Linked DNA regions of Homo sapiens: region 2 is linked to region 1. A link is a loop called in an ENCODE intact Hi-C map of the cell type or tissue named here. Cell type or tissue: dorsolateral prefrontal cortex. All regions are shown on one strand. Each heading gives the region's core, and the rest is flanking DNA. Links, peaks and the distances in the headings are about the cores only. Region 1 has its middle 13 kb from the start of CACNA1C-IT2. Region 2 has its middle 8.4 kb from the start of MIR3649.

The links. Hi-C counts contacts between places; a loop is a spot of excess contacts. Peaks named below come from ENCODE experiments on the same cell type or tissue, not always from the same donor. Only the 100,000 strongest peaks of a DNase experiment are listed, where the experiment ranks them.
Region 2: a loop joins it to region 1, with 3 times the contacts of the local background. A loop is called at or near these places in 18 of 110 quality-filtered maps.

Annotation. Positions count from the first base shown.
Region 1 is chr12:2,031,472-2,039,862 of GRCh38, forward strand. It overlaps a transcript of CACNA1C not described here. Among named protein-coding and RNA genes, the nearest start is that of CACNA1C-IT2, 13 kb to the right of the region's middle. RefSeq lists a silencer at 3,471-3,760. In dorsolateral prefrontal cortex, for the core only: CTCF peaks have their summits at 3,612 (motif pointing left) and 3,813; DNase peaks (open chromatin) are centred at 1,287, 3,610 and 3,980; H3K4me3 peaks cover 2,026 bases; H3K27ac peaks cover 3,240 bases.
Region 2 is chr12:1,647,887-1,656,154 of GRCh38, forward strand. No RefSeq gene overlaps it. Among named protein-coding and RNA genes, the nearest start is that of MIR3649, 8.4 kb to the right of the region's middle. In dorsolateral prefrontal cortex, for the core only: a CTCF peak has its summit at 5,092; a DNase peak (open chromatin) is centred at 5,095; H3K27ac peaks cover 7,241 bases.

The DNA.
Region 1 (8,391 bases), core at 197-8,196:
CCTCTGCTGCATTCCTTGTCCCATGTCTTTTGTTTGAACAAAAGAGGATTGGATAATGAGTTTCTTTTTTATTTCCATCCTTATTTTCTATGGACATGAAGCTTGAAAGCCAGTCTCCTTGGGTCTCTATCTCTCTACCTATCCTACTACCCCTTACCTTAGAGTAAAGGTTCTGAATGTAAAATAAAGTTATTGGGGAGATTTTAAAATTCTGATGCCCAGGCTGTATCCCAAATCAAATTCATGGTTGGATTTTACTATACAGTAAGGAATGCTTTGATACCATTTTGAATGTAGATGGCTCAGTGGCTTTCTTTGGCTTTCTCCAAGTCCTGCTCAATCCTCCTGAGATGCCCCGAGAATACTGGCCTCCTGAGCAACAGTGGCAGGATCTCAGGAGAGAGAGGGCAGCTGTGGGCTGTGTCTTTTCATGAGTATGCAATAGTCACCTTTGTTTATTATTTCCCCACCCTGGAGACAAATGTGTTGCTCTTTCTGTGTGAGTGTGTGTGTGAGTGTGTTTGTGTGTGTGTGTGTGTGTGTCTGTGTGTATGTGTTTGGAAGGGGTAAGAGCAGTGTAACCACAGCTCCCATCCCCATGCTGCAAGGTAGAGGGAGGAGGGGTGGCTCACACGTGAGTGGGAGCACGGCTTGCGGCAGTCTCGGTAACCGGAGGGGGCGGGCATGCTCTAAGGGAGCAACTTGGAGGAGTTCCTGTGGTCCCAAACACCCATCCATCTCTGCTTGAGTTCCTTCCCAGTTTTAGGTGTCATATGAGTGCTTATATCAGTATAACTCACATCAGCCTTAGTGCCATGGACAGTCCCTAAAGTGAACATCAATTTCTCTGTCACCTGCCGTATTTTGGGTGTACCCTAGGGGCACTTAGCACACCCGGCCAGGAGGCTCAAGCCCATGCCTGTGGATGGCACACATAGAGAATGGACTCTGTTGCTCTTGAAAAGGATTGTTAAAAAATCAAGTTAGCATCTTGTTTGTCAACGTTAAGACAGTTGATGTTTCAGAATAATTGACAAGCATGGAAATCCACTGGAAACAGGAATGTTATTAGGGCCACTGTGTTTGTGAGTGTTCGGATGTGAATTAAACCAATCCATTACACTTGTTTGATGTTCATTGGGGCTGCAATATTTTTATGCAGAACCCGTGAAAGGAGACACAGTTCAGTGGTGTTTATGAGTGACCTTGTCTTGTCCTCTGAATTATGGACAGGCAGCTCAGAACATCAGCAGCTGGAGCTAACAACTGTGCTGTGTTTTCTTCATATTCCGTATTCCTGAGATGCTGCTGCCATCTCGGGCTTAGATTTTGCAGTAGAGAACATGAATGCGGCTTTTCAAATCAGAAATATTTATAGAACGAGGTCCTGATTTAACAACGCTGAAGCGCTGGTCCTGGAAATAATAACACAAGTCAGGAAAGAGAACCTCTCTCCCTATAAAACATCCCTCCAGTGCTTGCTTTCGAGGGGACTTCTTTGTGAAAAATTAATGTTTCCCAGTTTGATCAGAAGGGTTTTAAACTGAAGGTAGGGGGTGGTGGAGTAAAATGCCAGGTGAGCCTATGACACTGACAGGCAGTGCCTGGTTAGGTGCAGTGATGTAGCTAACCCACCCTGGGGGAGTTCCGCTGGCCATTCCACTTCCAGAGGGGAGGTGCTTGATTCTCCATTCCTTGACGTACAAGGAACCCTGAGGAAGGTGTGGACAGGATGTCCCAGAACAAGTGAAGCCAGTCTCTGTGTCCAGCTGGGTCCTCTTTCTGGCCCTGACACAGATGCCCCCATGATGCCCGCCCTCTGCAGGCTCAAGTCCGCCCATGTGCTCGGCCACCACCTGGCCTGCAAGTCTATCCTGGGATGCTGAGGGGGCAGCTCTGGCATCCGACACCCTGGAACCCAGGACATGGATCCCATTTTCTCTCCAAACCCAGGCTATGTTTACATCTTCAAAACACATAAGGCCGACTGTCCCTTCTTTCCTGAAAAATGGAGCTTCATCTCCACTCCTCTGGGCTATATGTCTCCTGGAGTCTCAGAGTCCTTGGGGCTTGGGGGCATTGTGTTCAGAGCTTTGGACATGATTCACAGTATAATCCTAAGGACAAAGTTTTTCTGGCAACCTCATGCTAAAACATGAGAAAACAACAACACAACAACAACAACAAAACAACAACAACATCCCAGCTCGCTCTCATTTAAAATCATTCCCCAGGTCAAATCTCCAGCAAACATCCCTCTAGAGAAGTGAGAATAACATAGTCAAAATGCCCAGGAACCTCAGCAGATGCAGCTGCCAATAAAGTTAAAGTAAATGTAGGCACCGTGAATAGATGTCTAGCATTCCAAATAGAGGTGGTGAGAGTTTGCCTGGCCCTGGCCATACTGCCCTCGAAGACAGCTTAGTGCTGGCAGCATGTTCCGAGAGAAGCACTGACAGAGAAAGACAGAGGAGCATGGAAGAGGATGGGAGAGTGGCTCATGTTCTGGCCTAGAGAAGCAAAGATTCGTAGAGAGGGGAGGAAGAGAATACAGTAACTGTATTGCAACATTTATTAATAATAATAACGACCACATTTTTAACATCTGCTACACCTTAGGCCGTTGGAACATACTAACTCATTTTAATCCTCACAGCAACCCCATGAGGTGGATATCTTTATTCCTATTATACAGATGATGAAACTGAGGCTTGAAGAGAGCGGTTCAGTGACTCGCCCAAACTCACATGCTTAGTGTGGGAAAGTTAAGATTTTGCCACATCCAAGTCCTTTTAGATCCAAGGCCGTGTTCCTTTTTGTAAGCCTCCCTGGTGTGTGGAAGGGAGTACACTTTCTCCGTGAGATGCCAGATAACTGAAAGAGAACTACAGGGAAGATGTCAGAGGAACGAGATTCCACGCAACCTGATAAAGAACTTGCTCATGGTCAGAGTTGTCCAGAGATGGGATGAACAAGCCCAGCTGGGGCTGCATTTCCATCCCTCGGAGGTCTCAGGCAGAGGCTGAGGTACTAAGGTTGAGGGTACTGTGGTGGGTATTTAATACTAAGAGTCCCTCTTAATACTTTCTGTTTTATTACTCTAAAGTAAACTTCCCCAGCACACAGCTCAAAGAGAAGGCCAGTGTAATATGCTGGTTCAATATCCGACGACTTTGAAATAATTCGAGGGCTAACTGGCTCATCTAGTGTGATTTAAGCTCGTAGTTTCCCATTCATGTATGTACTCACTTCTTCAAAAAACACCTTTCGGAGTGCCTCCTTCGTGCCAGGCTCTGCAGATATAGCTGTGAATAACAGATAGTCCCTGTGCAAGGAATCTATAGATGGGAATGGGGAGAGACAGGCAGACAGGTGATTTTCATTCTGTGTGTAAATATAATTAGGAAAGTACAGGATGCTATGGGACACCGAATCCAACTTTGCGGGACAGGGGAAGAAGCCTTAGGAGCTGGCGAGGCGAGGGGGTGAAGAGGAGAAGGAGGTCTGGGCACTGGAAGCGGCACACGTGGAAACGGTAAAGGCCGACGCCGGTTCAGAGCCGCAACCGCGACAGCCCCGTCGTCCACCTCAGGTGCCGGCGCCCCCTGCTGGTGCGCGGAGATGCGCGGAGACCGCAAGGCCCGGGGGCGTGGCCTCCCCTGCGCCGGCGCGTGTGCCCGGGCCCTCCGCGGGGCGCCGGCGTCTGCGCCAAGGCACGTTCTCCTGCTGCTCCAGAACTGCCACCTTCCAAGTCCTGAAGGAGGCCGTTTTCCTGTCATTTGCACCTGGCCGGAGCCATTCTGGATGTTTTAAGGAAACGAGAAAACCATTCTTTCCTCTTACCGGATGATGTGCGATGTCATTTGGAAACAAAGAAGGGCTCTGTTTCTTGGAGCCCCTGGGTTCTGTCTGCAAGAGGGGCAGTCATGAGGCTTGCAAGGCAGGGAGTGGGTAGGATGGTGCTACAAGCGGCCGGGAGGTGATGGGGTGCAGGGAAATAGACATTTCCATTTCTTCCTCCTCCCTTCTTTTCTCCCCAGAATCTCCTGTGCGAACCTCTTCTGTGCAGACACCTTCCCACCCAACCTCAACAGAGCCCTGTGGGCCTCCCACGCTGTGTAAGTGCGCGGACTCATCTGAGTGCCACTAGGGGACACAGCCCAGATTCAAGCTGGGATCCCCATAATATGTGCACCTGCAGCCAGGTGTGCCTATAGAACCACAAATGCGACAGGTGAGGGGATCATCTTATTATTTTCCTACTTCCGAGGCAGGACGGTACTTAAACCATCTCAGACAGATGGTTAACTGTCCTATTTTAAAATATCTCTGGGGAGGACGATTTCACAATTCCCTGTGGCTGTCTGTTCTAGTATTTAATCATGTTCATTACCAGCGAGTTCTTCTTTATGCCGGATCTAAATCTCCACCGTTGTGATTTAAGTCTTTTTCCTTGAGGGTAGACGCTGTGGCTCTTCTGCTTCAGGGGAGGAGAGGATTCTGGTGCTAATTTTGCGGTCTTGTGAATAAGTTATCTCTTGTAACACCTTCTTTGGGGTTTATTTTCTTTACTGGTAAATGGGGTTGGAGGGTGAGTTAGGGATGGTTCCCAAGGACTTCTCAAATGTCATAGCTTTTAGACAAGTGCTGCATTGGTATCGTGTGCAATTCAATACTTAGTGGAAATAATAACGCTTTGTTGCATTGAAAAGCGTGTAGCTGAAATCTGAAATGATGCCACGTAGACCTAGTCCAGAAAGCCATCTATCCCTTAGTGTCTGAGTGGGCCGTGGGAAGGAATGAGCAGTGGAGTGGGCTGGGCCACTCACAGCTGGACCTTCCAGAAGTCACTTCAGGGTAGGCGCTCTGATCATCTATTGCACAGAAAAGGGGAATCAGGCTTTGTGGGTGCTGCCCCAGCCTCTAGCTCTGGAGAGCTCAGAAATGAACACCCAGCAGAGGGCAGTTGTATGGGACAGTGGATTTTCATCCTCCCTCCCCTTTCCTATCTTTTTTTTTGAGACAGAGTCTTGCTTTGTCACACAGGCTGTAGGTGCGATGTTGGCTCACTGCAACCTCTGCCTCTCGGGTTCAAGAGATTCTCCTGCCTCAGCCTCCCCAGTAGCTGCGATTACAGGCATGCGCCACCACGCCCGGCTAATTTTTGTCTTTTTAGTAGAGACAGGGTTTCACCATGTTGGTCAGGCTGGCCTTGAACCCCTGACCTTGTGATCTGCCCTCTTCGGCCTCCCAAAGTGCTGGGATTACAGGCATGAGCCACGGCGCCCAGCCTCCCCTTTCCTATCTTTAAAAAGCAAATGCCCTAGGAAGGGTTATACCTTAAGTCATTATCAGGTAACCCTTTAGTGACCAGATGAGGAAATGGGCTACAGAGTAGCTGCTTAGTCTTGACACTGGAGGGGTTAGCACAGGAGGATTCGGGGTACCCTGGGAGGAAGGTTTGCTAACAGCAAAACAAAGGCTCCACACCAGCGGCAAGAGACCAAGTTCACTCATTTCCCCTTGTTTTCAAAACCTTCTTGTCTGCTTACTTTGCTATGTATGTCCTTAGGAGCTGGTTCTTGCTCCAGGTGGCATGAGTTACCTTGCTTTAGGGGGCAGTTTTTAGGCAGGATTCATTCTAGGCAAAGTTCCACCAGCCAAAGCTCTCTGAGCATCCTGCCTCATCTATACATAGGAGTAAACAGAGCTTCAGCCAACGACTGGATCACATCATGAGACGGAGTAATCTGCTATTTACTTGTATTCTCTTACCTCCTCAAGTTGTTTGAGACAGAAATAAAGACTTCCTTGTTTGGTAGGCATGGGAGGAATTTTAATCTTCTGCACATGTAAATGTGAGATTGTAGGATTTCTCTTGCCTTTATTACTGGTATCATCAAACACTGCATTGGGCTCACTGTCCGCTAACAGCAATTCTTGTATTATTATTTCAGAGTTAGCTGTGAGTTAAAGTATCTTCGGGCCCCACTTGGTCTTGAAATTGTTAAAAGGCATTGGGTACACCAAAAATGTCCTTGGGCCTCTGAAGGGGAGAAAAGGGTCAGAATGGTCCCAACTCAGATGCAAGTCTCCTGGGAAGGGACGTGTTCCCCACTTTGTGCAGGTCAGGCAGGGGTGCACTGCAGAACTGGTTTCCACCATCGTACCAGTCATGGAAGGGTTTCCATCAGCTCAGGATTGTAATTGTGTCCCACTGGAGGAACAGCACGAAGTTCTGAAGATACTTGTGCCTTCTATATAACCCTCACTTCTCAGAGCATGGTCTGGGGTAGAGCAGCATCAGCCTCACCTGGAAGCTTATAAGAAATCCAGAATCTCAGGCTCTACCCAGATCTACTGAATCAGAATCTGTATTTTAAAAATAACCCCAGGGGATTCTTATGCACATTTAAGTTTGAGGCCCCCTGGTCTAGCCCACTGGAAAACAGAGTCCTTCTTGGTGGATTTCGAGTGTATTGTTCTAGGCAACGTTGTAAAGCAGGTGAGGCTTCTCTTCGGGACCACCGACTCTATTTTCAATATTCTTTTCTCTCATTAAAGCTTCCTTTTCTCTGCATTTCCCTTCACTCCCTCCCAAAAGCACCCAGACAAAACCCTACTGACGAAGACTGTGCACTCAACATAGCCCAGGTCCCTGACATACTGGAGAAAAGAGACATGATTAAATAATTCCTATGAAGCTGTTAGTGACTTAGGATTTGCAGGGTTCTTTCTCATATGGATATTGCACTCTAAAATAGGGTACTTAATGAATCACTGTTTAACCTAAAGATTATATTTCCTTTCATAGAATTCGAGTCACGGTGGCACTCTGACAGAGATTGCAGATATCTGGGGATAGGGTGACTTTTATAATCACTAATAGGATGCTATGTGGGTGACTACTTAATCCGACTATGTAACAGACTGGACCCCCAAGCTTTGGGTGACCCCCAAAACTTCCCAGCTCAGTAAGCCCTCATTATTGCTCACAGACACTGAATTCTTAGTGCTGCTTCTCAGATACTTCTTTCTTATCTTTATTATTTTGCTATGTTTGGCCACTTAAGATACAGAGTCCAGTTTTCAAAATAAGGAATGGATTTTAGGAGAGTTTTTGATAAGTCAAAGAAACATAAAAGAAGAGAATTGTTGAGATATGATTCAGGAACTATTTCTGGAGATAGCTGAACCCATGCTTAATAGGGTGCTAGTTTTGCCGGGCAGCTTTGACATGTGACAACTGTTTCTCCTTTTAATTTCCAGTTATTGTAGAAATAAATCTGGCTTACATGGTATTTCTCCTTTTTATTGCTTGACCTGATGTTTTTTTCCCCATGCAAGTCACTTCCTAGCAATTCACTCCAATATTACAGCAACACCCTGACTGTCCTGTGCCCAGGTATGTTGACAGGTGAAATCCCTTAACATAAATTTTGTCAAAAAAAAAAGCCTGTAAAAGACAGATGCTGGGAAGTGGAAATTGATAAATCCAGGTGTTACAAATGGGACACTGTTAAATGCAAGGATTGCAAATGTTATATAAGTAAACACAATGTCCATAGGTAGGAAATTGCAAAAGACAGGTGCTGTGAATATTGGTCTATGAGGCCAACAGACAGCCCTTTGCAAATAACATGGGCCTTTTAATAGACAAATAAGAGCTGAAACTTTCATGCAGAGTTCCAATCCCCTGGTAGAGGATCTTTTTGGCTAAGTAACTCACTAAACAATGATGAGAGGACAAGTGTAACAACCTCCCTTTAAACTAATCTCCCTGGGTAACCTGCCAGGGAGTTTTTCCAGGAACATTAGCTACCAGCTCAAGAGCAGCCTTTCATGTAGATACTTTTATGAGATGATTGATAGAAGTAGGGCAGGTCTCTTGGTTTCAAAATTTCTCTTTTACCAGCCTGTAATATGCCTGAAATTGCACCATTAGCAATATATTTTTTGGATTAATTCTCTACCACCAACAGGATAGATAGAGCAATCATTCATTTATTCATCAGATGTTTATTAAGCACTTACTGTGAGCCAAGTACTATTCTTGGTAAAGGAAATTCAAAGGTAAGTACAACATCGTTCTTGCCCTTGAGATGTTGAGAGTCTAGTTGGGAATACAGGAGGTAAACAAATAACTACAGCAATATAACTAGTGCTTTGATAGAGATAGCGGTAGGCTCTATGGGAACACAGAGGAAGAAGAACTTGACCCGGGACTCTTGAGCTGAGTCTTAAAGGATGAGTAGGAGTTTGCACACAGATGCAAAGGATGGAGGTCTGCAGTTTGGGTGTGGGAGGGGAGAAGGAATAAGGGATGATTTTGGACCATTGGGCCATAGGGGTGAGCATCCCTGTGCCTGAGCTGGGATTACAGTTCTTGGG
Region 2 (8,268 bases), core at 269-8,268, 380 kb before region 1:
GCAAAACTGCTTAAAAGAGATTCTGCCTGAGGGCATTTATGCCATGCATACTACCTGTCTCTTTAGTACCTGAGGGAGAATGTTCTGACCCAACCAAGAACCTCAGACCTAGAGTTATTTCACCTGTAGCTAACTCACACTGTTACCCAGATTCCTTTGGTTGATACTTTCAAGGTGACATTTCATTTTCATGAAAGAAAATGATTGAAGTTATGGCCGGGCAGGGTGGCTCATGCCTGTAATCCCAGCACTTTGGGAGGCTGAGGTGGGTGGATCGCTGGAGGTCAGGAGTTCAAGACCAGCCTTGCCTACATGGCGAAACCCCATCTCTACTAAAAATACAAAAATTAGCTAGGCATGGTGGTGCATACTTGTAATCCCAGCTACTTGGGGGCTGAGGCAGGAGAATTGTTTGAACCTGAGAGACAGAAGTTGCAGTGAGCCAAGATCATGCCACTGCACTCCAGCCTGGGCAACATAGTGAGACCCTGTCTCGAAAGAAAAAAAAATGATTGAAGTGAATTGGTCTACAAAAGATGAAAACCATGTCCTCGTCTTCATTCATTGACATTTAACCATCTTAACCACCTTTAACCATAACTATCCAGATGCACAGATCAACCATGATAATAGGGTTTTGAAACACTGGCTAACATCACTGTTCTTCCCCACATCAGTTCTAGAGGTTTGGGGAATTACTTTGTATCAGGTGCTCAAACTGTTTAAGAGCTGAAATCTAACCTGTTCTTAGAAGCCCCCAGAAATGAGCTGAGAATGATTGTCCACAATCCCCAGAAGTCACTTCCGTGTTCATGGAGGGAGATGGATAATCCTTATCAGAGTAAGGTTTTCCTGCAGAGTCATGGCAAGTGGTAGAGTGAATCAGTTTTCTTTCTGATGTGGGAGCAAGTTGTGTTCAAACACCAGCGTGGTTGTTGCATCCACTGACCTATTTTTCTAAGTAGGTTGGCATACGGGTATAGTTACTTGTTACTTGCTTGTTGAATCCTGGTGGATTGGAATCCTGTCTGTGAAGTGACCAGTAACGCTGTAGGAATGTGGCTGGAGAATGTGGAAACCAACCTGAGAAAAGCAAGTGAGCTTCTGCTCAGAATCACAGAATGTTGGAGCAGGAAGGGAACATGGCAATCACAGCTTAAGCTTCTGGGGCTCCAGATAAGAACCTCCAGATCCTGAGCAGGTCCCACACCTTAGTGTGCTTGTAAAAATGCAGAGTGCTGGGTCCCCAGCACCAGGAATTCATATTCAGCTGGTCTGGGGCAGAGCCTGGGACCTGAAGGGATCCGATGCTGTTAGCTCAAAGACCACACTGGACTTGCGGTTACGGAGAGCTAAGACCTGCCGGGAGGCAGGAAGCCTGGTCCTGATTCCCAGCCCAGTGCTCTCTGCAGCCCCTGGCAGGGTTCCCTAGTACCTGAAATGTGTTATAATCAACATGTAGTCTCACCAGATCATTACATTGGTGTAATGCCTCGACCAAGCAGTCCCAGCCATCCCAGGGAACCTTGCTGATGCGTTGGAAAGAGCTTTCTGGTACAGGGCAGAACTGATTTGCCCTGGGATGTTCCCTCCCTCCTCTGCCTACGATGGGTAGAGACCTACTGATCTATTTCCTGAATGTCTATCATAAGGCGATATGTTCTTAGCTATTTGTCTTTGCCTTATCTTCAAAAATTAAGAGAAAGGTATGCCTGACTGCCTCCATTTAATAAGAAGACAGATGGACAGCTAGAGGATGGGAGGATAGGAAGGCAGTCACAGGTATGGTTGAGGTTAGGGCAGGCTTCCATTCATCCAAGCATCATGGACAAATTCTCCAGAACTTGGATTCAAAGTCCTTACTTGGAGAGCCCATTTTGTTCTCTTCCACTCTCCATCCTTTGAGGTGAGAAACAAAACTTGCTCTTTGTATTGAAACCTCAAATTGGCTATTGCCTTGGAAATTCTGCCCTGCTTCCTCTCTTTAATCATTAGTATCGTATTTAAGCTCCGTCATCCCCTGCAGTTTTAGGAACTAGCAAGATGTCCTCCATGAGATAGAGATCTTACAGATGCAGTAGCTTATCAGACAAGCCTATTCCTTGGCAGAGAGCCACACCACCCCGAGAGTGTGGAAAATAGTGTTTCCATCTGAAACACTCTGCTCCATTGCCAGACACCACTGACACTGGGCAGGTGGATTTTGGGAGAACCTCTGTGTGTGTGTGTGTGTGTGTGTGTGTGTGTGTGTGTGTGTCTCTCTATGTGTGTGTCTGGAAATGAGTATTTTTCATTAATTTGGGGGTGGAGGTGGAGAGGCACCAGAGGCATGGAGTATGTAAAAAATTAAAAACAACTCAACACTTCTGGCTGAGACGTTGCAGAGCCTGGGTTGTCTATCTTTATTGGAAATGTTTGTCCTCTGCCTGGCTGGTGATGACAGGCTTCATATCTCTAGAAGGAATGTTGGGGAGCTGAGAAGGGCTGTGAGCCATGGTTGCTAAGTGTTACTGTTAGTTCTTTATTATGTAAGAATCTCTGCATTGTGTTTATACTAAAACAGTAAGTAAAGGGTGGGTGCTTTAATTCTGGTTTTACATAAGAAGTATGGGAGCTTGCCCATTTTTCTCTGAAGTAAGAAGATTTGGGCCCAGCAGTGAGGATCAGACGTCAGGCAGTGTGGAAGACTGAAGCCATCCACAGTTAATTTTCTAGCTTGTTGCAGAGTTTGGGCATTCCTCACGTAGATTCTCCAGTCCTTGCTTCCTCCCTCTTGCTGCAGGCCTTTTGGTCTTCATGCTGCTCATTTGCAGCCCTACCAGAAGCAGCAGTAGAAGACAGAGCTGAATCAGTTAATTTAGGCCTTCTAAGTCGTTGTGATAAACAACTGGGTGGGAGGAGGGATGGTTCCAATGAGATTTTAAGAATTACAGATGTATGTGTATTATCTGCTGCTCCACAGGAGAACTGAAAATAGACTGAAAGCTGCTCACAGCCAAAGCCAGAAGGAAACTGCAGTATTGACAGAGAGAGAGAAAGAGAGAGAAAGAAACAGACTCAAATCACTCGGGGCAAGAGAGGGTTTGCTGGTGTGGAAACCGGGTGGTGGGGAGGCTTTCAGCAGAATATCAGGAGGGGACTTCAGCAGGGACCCAAGGAAAGACGTGAAAGAACAGACACTATAGAAAAGGTGAACCCTTTTGATCCAATCTCACTGTAAAGCCAAAAGGAGTGAGTACTGTTTGAAGTGACCCTGGCCTCATTCCATATTGGTGCTCTGCCTGTTGGGTCAGCCAGCTCTTCGGCTGGTCCCTGATTTGGAAGTTACGTCTTTCGTATATTTATTTCCAGAGACTTCTTAGCAGCAGTTACGTTTCATAAGGGAAGTTTTGATACCTCTTTTGTTCCCTGCTATGTCTGCCATCACCCACAACAGTGCCTAGCACAAAGAAAGCACTCAATAGATATTTGCTGAGTGAATGAATGAATGATGTTTCTTCATGAACAGACAAGGAAACTGAGGCATAATGTGATTAACTGCGTGGTCCATCATATCATTTGTTCTATCAAAATTGCAAGTAATAGAAACCAATTTGAGTCAGATTATGAAGAAGGAGTATGACATGAGGGTCCCAAGAGTCTCAAAGACGCCAGGGTCTTCAGGAGCTGACCTGGACACCTCTGGATCCCTCTCCCTTCCTCCTCTCTCCTCTGAGGTCTCTCTCTCTCTCTCTCTCTCTCTCTCTCTCTCTCTCACAGTTCCAGCCCCAGGAAGGGACTCTGAATCTCTCCTGGTCCTTGTCCCAGATTCCCAGGAGGGGCTTCTGGTCAGGGCTCTGTCCACCATTGCATGACTTTGCAGCAGTTCAAGTCAATGAGTGGAGGGGCTGAAGAACTCATCAAGGTGAGAGGAACTGCTCACGTTCTCATAAATTTCTCGGCGGATGGTTAGATCCAGAGAACACATAATCCAGTTGGTGTGAATGAGACCCCTAAGTATTTACTCTGGAAATTCTCATGATAGCTTTACTGAGGAGTCTTTTATCTGTGAAAATGCATAATTATGGAACAAGTCCTGAGGATTGTCTAAAATAAGGAAAAACCTGAGCCCACTAGTGTGAAGAGGAAGGCTTCTGTTCTCTGAATAACCCAGGATAGGACACACACCCATTCATCTACCTTGCAGGGTTCAGGCAGCCAAGTTGCTAAGAAGCAGAGAATAGACTAGAGTCAGTGACAGCCCCTGGCTGGTATTCTGCCCTGCAGGTGCATTCATTTTTCAATACTGAGCTGTATTTGAAGGCCAGTCATCCCTGTGGATGATTTAAAGGTATCTTCCCTCTGACAGGACCACTCTACAGTATCAATTGCTTCCTTCATACATTTTCCTCATTCTTCAAGGTCTGAGCATGCCAAAAAGTAAGACCTGAGAGGGGTAAGGGTTGCCAGGATGTTTCTGCAAATCTTCCACGGCTCTTGGGGGCACCCAGCAGGCATTTGAAAACTGACTTACAGCCGGGTGTGGTGGCTCACGCCTGTAACCCCAGCACTTTGGGAGGCCAAGGCAGGCGGATCACCTGAGGTCAGGAGTTCGAGACCAGCCTGGCCAACATGGTGAAACCCCGTCTCTACTAAAAAATACAAAAATTAGCCGGGCGTGGTGGTGGGTGCCTGTAATCCCAGCTACTTGGGAGGTTGAGGCAAGGAGAATCGCTTGAACCCGGGAGGCGGAGGTGGCAGTGAGCTGAGATGGCACCATTGCACCTCCAGCAGCCTGGGCAAATACAGCGAAACTCTGTCTCAAAAAGAAGAAAGAAAGAAAGAAAGAAAACTGACTTACGCCCTGTGGCTGGCCTTCTTTTGTCCTTTTTGTTTTGACAGCAAAAGCCATATAGACCTTGAATGCTATGACAGGCAGGACACGTCTGTGAAATAGGAAATAATTACACTCACGCTTTTTAGGTGCTATGTTTCCTTCCTCATTTTATTTTCTAACATGCAAGTAAACTTTTTAATGGACCTAACGTCTCATCTGACAGATATCACGGCCTTAGGTCGGAGCAAATGATCAGCCTGGAACCCACTCCAGACTGGTCTGCAGTTCTGCATGTGACCACACAGTGTCGCTATCTTCTCAGTTCTAGCCGAATAGCTCTGGCCCGCACCTTGGTTCAAAAAAACATTTTTTTTTTTTTTTTTTTGGCTGGGCGCGGTGGCTCACACCTGTAATCCCAGCACTTTGGGAGGCCGAAGCGGGGGGGGGGGGGGATCACTTGAGGTCAGGAGTTCGAGACCAGCCTGGCCAACAAGGTGAAACCCTATCTCTATTAAAAATACAAAAAAATTAGGCAGGTGTGGTAGCCTGCACCCCCGTAATCCCAGCTACTGAGTAGGCTGAGGCAGGAGAATCGCTTGAACTGGGAGGGAGAGGTTGTGGTAAGTGGAGACCATGCCACTGCACTCCAGCCTGGGCGACAGAGCAAGGCTCTGTCTCAAAAAAAAATTGTAAATTTAAAAAAAAGTTGGGTGGTGTGTCCTTGCGGATTGATGGCAGAAAACAGAATCTGGAGAGCAGCAAAGCTGAGTTCTAGATTTTTCATTTGGATAAATGTGGGAAGAATTAGGTCAGTCTTATTTTACTTAGTTTTAAAAGAATGAGTGAGGAGGGCAATGCAGTTAGGAAAGAAAACATGAAAGGAATGCCTTGTCCTGCTCGGCTGGACCCTCAAGACACCCACAGTACTTTTCATGCTTGAAGATTATGATGAAGGAGGTGAGTAATAATTATAGCTACCATTTATTGAGTACTACTGTGTACCAGCTGCTTTACATACATTACATGTAATCCTCTCAGGGCCTCTGCAGTGTAGCCAATATTATCCACGTGTTTCAGATGGGAAAGCTAACACTCAGAGTGGTGAAGCGGCATCCCTCACCTCACACAGCTAGTAATTCATGCTGACTCCAGACCTCTTTCAGGTGGATTTCTGGGTAAGGAATCTGGTCAGCTGAAATAACAGGTGCCCATTTCCTTCTAAGTCTCAGGGAGTGTACAATAATCTTCCTCGTCTTGCCACCATGAATGTTGAATGAGAAGAGTGACTAGAGAGATTTCATTTGGTAGGGGCATATGGCAGGGGGAACTTGGGGATCCCAAATCTAAAGTAAACAGGCAAGGTGCGGTGGCTCATGCCTGCAATCCCAAGATTTTGGGGGTGCTGAGGCAGGGGGATCACTTGAGACCAGGAGTTTGAACCAGCCTGAGCAACACAGTGAGACCCTGTTTCCACAAAAAAAAAAAAAAAAAAAAAAAAAAGGCTGAATGCAGTGGCTTATGCCTGTAATCCCAGCCCTTTGGGAGGCTGAAGTAGACGGATTGCATGAGTCTAGGAGTTCGAGACCAGCCTGGGCAACATAGTGAGACCCTGTCTCTATTAAAAAAACACAAAAAATTAGCTGGGCATGGTGGTGCCTGCCTGTAGTCCCAGCTACTCAGGAGGCAAAAGTGGGAGGATCACCTGAGCACAAGAGTTCGAGGCTGCAGTGAGCCATGATCACGCCACTGCATTCCTTCCAGCCTGGGTAACAGTGAGACCCTGTATAAAAAAAAAACCAGGCATGGTGGCACATACCTGTAGTCCCAGCTACTGGCCGGGGGTGAGGTGGGAGGATTGCTTGAGCCTAGGAGTTCAAGGCTATAGTGAACCATCATCGTGCCACTGCACTCCAGCCTGGGGTTACAGTGAGACCCTGTCTCAAAAAAAAAAAAAAAAAAAAAAGGAAACAGATAATGCATACAGGGCTAAACAGCATAGAAAATGCTACAAAAGTTGAAGATAGTATATTGATGTACATATTGAAGCAAAGAGAAAACTGGGGCCTTGGACGATGGAACTAGATGAGTAAGTCACATTCGGTAGGGAATTTAGAGCTGGTGCCTGGGGGCTTCATTTTACAAGACAGCCATGGGTATTCTCTACCACATGCTTCCCTCGAATTTACTCAGAGGGAAGCCCTCTCTCCACTGGCTTTCCCAGGCGTTAGGAGTCAATGGTTTTGAATAAGAGTGAAGATTAAAATTCAGCAGAGCTCCAAGCATGTCTGATCTTGAGCGGACAGGACCATGGACTAAGCTTCTGAACTCCCTTTTCCAATCTGCTCTTCCGGCCTCTTGATCTCTGTGCCAGGACTCAACTCCATCACAAATGCATAATTCCTATCACAAGGAGACAACCGTAAATATATTTGAATTAAGTGACATGTTTTCAGCTTCTCAAAGGCCCCATCCCTAAACTCAGTGTGGCCCTGGCCCTGTGACATGCTGGCGATGCAGTCCCACCAGGCACAGCACTGAAACTGCATGTCGTGCTGGAACAGGGGACTCTACCAGAGGCTCTGCTGGGACAGAAGGTAGGAAGCAGAAGCAGGTATTGGGATTCCATAGGAGAATGCAGTGCTCGCTTCCTGGTGTACCCACCGAGGAGGCAAGGGAAGGAGCAGTGACTCCTGTCTTTCTGTGACTCAGCTCCCGCCTGGGGCTTCTGGGTTCAGAGCAGGGGAGTGGAGGGATGTGGGTCTTAGATGAGAGAGGTGGAATGAGCAGCTCTTGGGACTCCTCATGGCCCCACAGTCTCTACCTGCTCAGAGAAAAATGAGCCCAGGTGATGGGAGGAGGTGTTCATATGTTATGGGAGAGGGAGGGTGACTGGGTGTGGCGCAGAGCTTGGGCTGCACCTGGCTACCTCGGTCTGAGGAGTCTCAAGTGCTACCTAATGTGTGGCAGTGGGGACAGAGGTGGGTTTTTTCCCCTTTTGTGGTGCTGGTAAGGAGGGAGCTCATGCATTCTAGGCACTGGTTCCATCCCTTCATCTGGCTAAATCAAATCATCTGGGGAGATTTAAAAATTCAGAGTCTGCCAGCCACCGTGACTCACGCCTAGAATTCTAGCACTTTGGGAGGCTGAGGCAGGAGAATCATTTGAGTTCAGGGGTTTGAGGCCAGCCTGGGCAACATAGTAAGACCTTGTCTCTATTGAAAAAACATCAGATTCCTAGGGCCCAGGCCTTGAGATTCTGATTGAGTCAATTTGGGGTGGGGTCTGGGATTGACTCTGTGTTTTAAAAAGATGCCTTGGGTGATTCTGCTTAGCAGCTATAATAGGGGATTGTTGATATGTGATTACATTTGACTACACCAAGCCTTCCATGCAGTGGCATGGCCATTTGCAGACAGAGCTGGGTTTAGAGGAAATGTAGCCAGGGCCTCAGG